2 separate regions of the Homo sapiens genome follow, and region 1 is linked to region 2. Evidence: read pairs that join two places in POLR2A ChIA-PET (ENCODE). Cell type or tissue: MCF 10A. All regions are shown on one strand.

Region 1 (4,000 bases), 160 kb after region 2:
GTGTGTGTCTATGTGTGTATATATGTGAGCATATATATACACACATATATACACACCACATATATATACATGCTACATATATACATATATACATGCCACATATATACATATATACACGCCACATATATACACATATATACATGCCACATATATACGTATATATATACACACCACATATATATACATGTATACACACCACATATATATACATATATATACACACCACATATACATATATACACACCACATATACATATACCTGCCACATATATACATATATAAACACCACATATATATACATATGCATGCCACATATATGCATATGTAAACACCGCATATATACATATATACACACCACATGTATACGTATATATAGATGCCACATTTATACATATATAAACGCCACATATATATACACACCACATATGTATACATATATATACATGCCACATATACATCTATAAACACCACATGTATACACGCCACATATATACATATGTAAACACCACATATATACACACCACATATATATACACGCCACATATATACATATATACAAACACCACATATATATACATATACACACACACACCACAGATACATACATATATATACATGCCACATAGATATACATATATAAACGCCACATATATATACATATAAACACACCATATATATACATATAGATACATGCTACATTTATATAAACACCACATATATATACGCCACATAGATATACAAGCACAACATATATACATGCCACATGTATACATATGTAAACACCACATATATATACACACCACATATACACACCACATATATATATACAAACACCACATATATATACATATATACATACACCACAGATATATACATATATATACATGCCACATATATATACAAATATACATGCCACATATATACATGTATATACATGCCACATAGATATACATATATAAATGCCACAGATATATACATATATAAACACCACATATATACATAGACACCACAGATACATACATATATACATGCCACATATATATACGTATATATACATGCCACATATATATACGTATATATACATGCCACATATATATACGTATATATACATGCCACATATATATACGTATATACATGCCACATATATATACGTATATATACATGCCACATATATATACATATATAAACACATATATACATATATAGACACCACAGATATATACATATATATACACACCACATATATATACATATATACACACACACACATATACACACAGTTTCTTTAAACATTTCAGAATAGACTTTCTACCTGCCTTGTAAGCCGGTTTTCTCTGACGTATTCCCTTGTGGCAGCTTGTGGACACACCCTTTCTCAAGGCATGGGGTAACAGTTAGTGTCAGGAATAGAAATGCAAGCACAAAAGGTCCTCCCTGTATGCCCATACTTGGAGTGCCTGCCCCTGTTCTTACAGTCGGTCCTTAGAGATAGATGGGATGTAGGGAAACTGAGGCACAGAACCTACTGGAGCCAAGAGCCTAAGCCAGCTTCTAGTCTAACCCTGATTTCACAACAGAAAAGTCTCAGAAAGTCATTGCCTCCACCCTGGAGTCATCTGGGAAGACCAAGGCCAGGACCGAGTCCCCGGTTCTGACCCCAGTTGTCAGGGAGACGCCTGCAGAGGGCCCTCTTTCACCTGTCTGTCTCCAAACCCCTGCGCCAGCTCTGGGTGCTCCTCCTTCCCTGCTCTGCAGAGTCCCAGCCTGTCCTGGCAGTGGGAGCCCCTCTCTAGGGTTCTGCTCACAATCCGCATCTCTAAATGTCCATCTGTGTTGATGACTTGATACCAAAATGTGTAAGGGAGTGCCTGTTAAACAAGAGAAGGCTAGCACCGCTTGGACCCAAACCACCTAGAAATTGCCTCACTCATTGGCCCCTCGAGAGGAAGCTCCTCGAGGGCAAGGCTGGCATCTGCTGAGCCAAGTACTGGGTGAGTCTCAAACACATTCCCCTGGGATGTAACGGAGCAGAGATGTCTTTGGATGTAATGGATTGATAAAGTGATGACTTTAGTTGACACCTTTTTAAAAAACAAATATTACTTCAATATTGCTTAATTTCAAGAATTGACAGGTGTTTCTGCTTCAGTCCCAGTTTTGGGGAACCATAACTGACACGGCTTAGGACCTTTGTGAAGCATGAAAAGACCTATAAATAATAAGTTTTTCTGGATGTATGGCATGTATAAATGGGGATCTGTTAGGTTTTAAACCCCAAGACTCAGGCTATTAGAGAGGATGTGGGGGCTGTTTCAGTAGAGTCTGACTGCCTTGAAAATCTGCGCTCCCCACCCCCAACCACAATCCCATCAGACAGACAGATCAGAGCCCACAAGGCCACCTGTGCGAGACGGAGCTGGGGTTTTGTTGTTGTTTTTCTAAGGTTCTTGATTTAGCTGATGCTTTGACACATGACAGGCAGTCCCTCCAGTGGCCAGAATCAGATTCCGTTCATTCCGAATTCTTTGTTGAGAAGATTCCTGGCTGCTCAGAGTAACAGGGCAGCCTCAATACATACACACTTTACATGACAATGGGGAAAAACAGCATGAGGGGTGATTGACAGCAACGAGGGAGCTGGAAATGAAAGAGGCAATGACAGGCACTTAGCAAAAGCCTCCCCGGCTCCTCTGATTGCACTGTCTTTCCCTGCTGGCAAGAACTCCAGGTGAGCAGGTGGACGGAAATAAGGAAAGCAGGGTACAAGTGACAACATCCTTGTGGTGTTTCGCGCAGGTCGGGTCCCCAGCACTGGGCTCCTCTGCCTGCACCGGCTCCTCCCTGCCTCACTCACTGGCCCCTCAAGAGGAAGCTCCTTAGCAAATTTTATCTTGGAACTGAACTGGCTTTGCCAGTTGGAACATTTGGTTTCCAGGCACGTCCATGTTTTCATATGTTGTGCATATTTGCAGAGTCAAAGGGGAAAGGGAGGCAGGAGTGAGAAAATTTAATTCTGCAATGTCAAAAGGATTTGCAAAAAATACTTAGGTGAAGGAGCTTTCGTGCACACAGTATAAAAAATTAATTAGAACCACAGACTTCATTATTTGAAACGAGCTTTGGGGAAGAAAAAAATGTTACTTTTTTTTTTTAAGAACAAACATTAGAGATTTTTAAAGGGGGATTTTTCTGTTTTTCTTTCTTTTTTTTTTTTTTTTTAAGAGACAGGATCTCACTCTGTTGCTTAAGACTGGAGTGCAGGGGTGGGTATGACCATAGCTCACTGCAGCCTCGAACTCCTGTGCCCAAGCGATCCTCCCACCTCAGCCTGCAAGGAGCTAGGACAACAGGCATGCACCACCATGCCCTGCTAATTTTTTTTAAAAAAAATGTTTGTAGAGATGGGTTCTTGCTATGTTGCCCAGGCTGGTCTTGAACTCCTGGCCTCAAGCGATCTTCCTGCCTCGGCCTCCCAAAGTGCTGGGATTAGTGTCGTGAGCCGCCTGCACTCAGGCTGAAAGGGGTATTTATGTTACTTGCTAAACAGGGCTCCTCAGATTTCCTTCAGGCTGGGTTGTGCACTTTGATTCTGGCTTAGTTGGTGGGTAACGGGTATGTGGGTTGAGTTTGGTTGTTCGCTTGATTTGAGTGTTAGTAAAGAGGCATCGTACCCTGTACTTTACAAGCGGCATGTTCAGAACTCAGCAAACATTGGTCCCTGCCATACAGAGCACCAGGGGGCTCAAGGGTAGCAGAGACAAGTTTCTCATATCCACCAAGGAGCTTGCACACCAGTAGAGAACAGACTACATAGAAATAGGCTTCTCAATGCTATGTTCTGTTCAAACAACCATCTCTCTTCCTGACATTTGGCCTGACACCGTTCCTCTGGCTCCCCCGAGCAGAAAGCCCTAAGTGGGAGCATGGAGGTGCCCAGACCAAGGCCTCCAGGCAGGGCTGCTTTCCAACAGCCAGGGGAGGATCTGGCCCTGCATTGTGT
Region 2 (4,000 bases):
TCATTACTGAGAGGAAGAAGGCTGGCTGGCCTCAGAAGGCATGAGAACTGGGACCTGGGTCCAGCCCAGTCCATGGTGGCCACAGCTGGATCTCAGCTCTGCTCCTCCAGGCCAGGTGGCTGCTTTCTCCTCTCTCTGCAGTGGGATTTTCTCTGCCCAGGACTCATGTGTCTACCTGTGGGTCTAATCTCCTAGCATAGGCTGAGCCTGCACCTCCTTGAGAAAACAGATTAGCTTAGCTTAGTCTGAGTGTTCACTCCAGGCGCACCCTGAGAGGGAGTGCAGCCTGCACATGGGGTGGGTAGTTCTTAAAGGGAGCCTGCCTCCAGAGGCGCCGGGGGAGGGGGGGGGCCTGCATTTAGAGTGTGTGCGTGGAGCATGTAGCTTGTTCCTGTTTTCATGGAGTCGCAGAGATCAGAAAGCATTTATGCCTGTTTCTGACAGAGATGCACACAGCTGGTCTGAATGGGCAGGATTGGGGTGAGGGCAGTGGAGGAGGGATCTGGCCACACAGGCAGTCTGCTGTGAGGGCCACTTCAAGCCACTCTTCCCTTGCTGAGCTGTGATTCGTTCTTTTCCAAGTGACTTAAACAGAGGCCTTTTCTCTTGTTTGTGGGGATGAGGATGGCGAAGGGAGGAGGAGGGAGAGGGTGGCTGAGTGGAGGAAGCGCAGTTGTGCTGCGGAGATTCCTGCTCTGCAGCTTGTCTGCTGTGGATTGGCCCAGGGGGTAGGTGGCACAGTGTGTGTGGCAGGGGGGTGGGGGGGACCAGGCCTGGCTCCGCTGGTCCACTCTTGGGCTGTGAGCCAGGACAAAATCTTATACCAAGCAAGCATCTTTTCCAGTAAAATAGAGTGTCTCCATGCCCTTAGGAACTGCCTGGGACAGCCTCATTCTGTCCTGGATTTTGTTCTGGGCTCTGCTGCCTGTTGAGCGTGGACCAGTGACCTCGTAACTGTGGCAGAGGTGAAGGTCTCAGCACCTTCTGTGTGCCCTCTTGCATGTGTGTTTGCCAGCATGCTTGGGGCTTTCTTCAGGTGTTTCTGGCCTGAGGAAGTGTCTTACCCCCATGTTATTTGTGTGGCTGCACAGCATCTGGAGGGAGGGATAGAGCCCCAGCGCTGGGCACATCGGATCTGTGCTCTGAACAGCTCTGTTGATGCCAGAGCTGCCTGACTTGCTCTGTGTGGTGCTGTGAAGGTCAGGCTTGGAGAGTGAGGAGCTGCTGAAAAAGGGTGAGTTTTGTTCTCTTCTTCCAGGGCTCAGTCTTCCTTGTACCAGTTTCTTTCTCTGTTCTTCTCTCCTTGACTCAGGAATCCAGTTTGCGCAGCACTTACATGGCGGGCAAACTCCAGTTTATACCTGGAGCTGCAGGGCGGAGCTGCTGTCAGCTGGGAGCTGTTATTGAGGAACAGCTGTGGTAGAGGTGGATAAGAAGAAGACCTGACCCCACCTGCTGGGGCAAGAAGCCTGCATAGCACAGCTAAACAGCCATGTGGGACAACGGCTGAGCAATGACAGTGGAACCCAGTGTCCCATGCAAAGTGCTCAAGAAGTGGACGGGATGGATCGCTGCTGAGTGGCTCTTGAGGAGCTCAGAGTATCTTGGGGCTGATGTTGCCTGTTGGGACTTTCCCCAGCACAGACAGCGTGCGGGATTTCAGATGCTCTTCTCCTTGCCTTCAGAAGCCCAGGGAGTGTTGGCAGCTTGTTTGCACCTGATCAGATAAAAGAGGTCATGATCTCTGTGAAGGTCTTTTCGGGGAAGGGGTCACTGGCCTTGCCAAATGTGGGAAGCGAGGCCTCTTCCCAGTTCTGCCTGTGACTCAATGGCTGTGGCTCAGGGCAAGTCATTGGATTTGTTTTTTGTTTTTTTTTTCAGAATAACGTCAGCATGTGCTGAGCATCTGACTCACGGGGTGAGGCAGTGAATGAAGGACTTCATCTCCGTGAAGTGCTTGACGTGATAGAATGAAAACCCTTGCGTTCCCAGCCTTGGCTGTCAGAGTCTCATTTTAAGGAAAGCCGTTTTTGACGTGTGTTTCCTTTCAGTTCGGAGCTGGCTTCTGTTAGGACAGGGGGTTTCTGCCCACTTAGCTGTGTCTCTGGTAATCTGAGATTCTTGGAAACGGGCCACAGTGATTCCTCTGGCCACATTCAGGGTCAGGTTTTCAGTTCGTCTTCCTGGTGTTTCCGCGCCTCATTCTAGGGGGAGGTTTAGTCGTTCCTTTCTCTGCTGTCCCCCAGTAGCTTCCGGCCATTCCTTGTGAAGGAATCTTCCTAAGTCAATTTTCCCTGGTGAAGACTGAGCCCTGGAAGAAGAGAACAAATCTCATCCTTTGTCACTTGGGAATTTCACTGGCGAAATTCAGTGAGGCACTTGAGGTTTGTAAATGGGCAGACGTTTCCCACACGATTACGTCTGTATGTTGGAAAGATATTTCTAAGTTGTAGTGAGGTAGGAGGGATTCTCAGCGAGAGGAGGGGCTTGGGCTGAACCCGGCACTGCTGGGACATGAACAGGGGAAACAGCGTTGGCGGTGGAGCAGGTAGACATTCCCTTGACCTCGTAAGTCCTGGATGCCACCCGGCGAACTGGCCTGCGGGCTGGAAATGATGCAGCTGACCCAGTAAACGCACTCAGCTCACCTTTTAGTCTGGTCCAGAACGCTGAATTGAGCTCTTGGATCTTGGTGCTAAATACGTGGTGTGGCATTAATGGCAGTAAAGATGGATGGTTATGTACCATGTAGAACGTGCAAATCTGTTTTCAATAGGCTTTATTTTTTAGAGCAGTTTTGGGTTCACAGCAAAATTGAGCAGAAGGTACAGAGAGTGCCTGTATACCTGCTACCCCAACATCCAGCTTCCCCTATTAGTTTCCCTTCGCAAGAGTTATAGTCCACAAACCTACACTGACACATCCTTAAGTCTCCCAAGTCCACAGCTTACATTAGGGTTCACTCTTTTTTTTTTTTTTTTTAAGATGGAGTCTCACTCTGTCACCCAGGCTGGAGTGCAGTGGCATGATCTCGGCTCATTGCAACCTCTGCCACCCGGGTTCAAGCGATTCTCCTGCCTCAGCCTCCTAAGTAGGTGGGATTACAAGCTCCTGCCACCACACCCAGCTAATTTTTGTATTTTTAGTAGAGACAGGGTTTTACTATCTTGGCCATGCCGGTCTTGAACTCCTGACCTTGTGATCCACCTGCCTCGGCCTCCCAGAGTGCTGGGATTACAGGAGGGTTCACTCTTGCTTTTGTACATTCTATGGGTTTGGACAAATGTACAGACACACGTCTGAGAAAATTGTGGGTTTGATTTCAGGCCATCACATAAAGCAAATACGGCAGTAAAGCAAGTCACACACAGTTTTTGGTTTCCTAGTGCATACAAAGTTATGTTTACACTGTATTGCCGTCTGTGAATAGGGCAGTAGCCTTATGCCTAAACAATGTACGGATCTTAATTTTAAAATATTTTATTACTGAAAAATGCTAAGGATCATCTGAGTTTTTAGCAAGTCGAGTCATAGTCTTTTTGCCCAGATGTTGATGGCTGCTGACTGATGACGGTGGTGGTGGTTGAAGGTTGAGGTGGTGGCTGCGACAGTTTCTTAAAAGAAGACAACAATGAAATTTGCCACATTGATGGACTCTTCCTTTCACAAAAGATTTCTTTGTAGCATGCGTTGCTGTTTAGCATTTTGCCCACAGTAGGACTTCTTTCAGAATAGGAGTCAGTTCCCTCAAACCCTGCCACGTCTTTGTCAATTAAGTTTATTCTGAATCCTTTGTTGTAATTTTGACATGCTCACAGCATGTTCCCTAGGAATAGATTCCATCTCAGGAAACCACTTTCTTTGCTCTTCCATGTCTTTTTCCAGGTTCTATCATGAGTTTGCAGCAATTCAGTCACATCTGTCGTCTCCACTTCTAGTTCTCTTGGTGTTTCCACCACAACTGCAGTTCCTTCTCCACTCTAGTCTTGAACCCCTCAAA

What was found. Peaks named below come from ENCODE experiments on the same cell type or tissue, not always from the same donor. Only the 100,000 strongest peaks of a DNase experiment are listed, where the experiment ranks them.
Region 1: POLR2A ChIA-PET joins it to region 2 with 5 read pairs; 4 of 35 experiments call an interaction of 5 or more read pairs at or near these places.

The regions. Positions count from the first base shown.
Region 1 is chr1:230,274,911-230,278,910 of GRCh38, forward strand. The region is part of intron 15 of GALNT2 (polypeptide N-acetylgalactosaminyltransferase 2); the gene reads left to right. Among named protein-coding and RNA genes, the nearest start is that of PGBD5, 150 kb to the right of the region's middle. In MCF 10A, no CTCF peak of the experiment used is centred here; no DNase peak of the experiment used is centred here.
Region 2 is chr1:230,112,042-230,116,041 of GRCh38, forward strand. All of the region lies in intron 1 of GALNT2 (polypeptide N-acetylgalactosaminyltransferase 2), which reads left to right. Among named protein-coding and RNA genes, the nearest start is that of GALNT2, 47 kb to the left of the region's middle. RefSeq lists enhancers at 1-310, 1,209-2,408. In MCF 10A, no CTCF peak of the experiment used is centred here; a DNase peak (open chromatin) is centred at 1,860.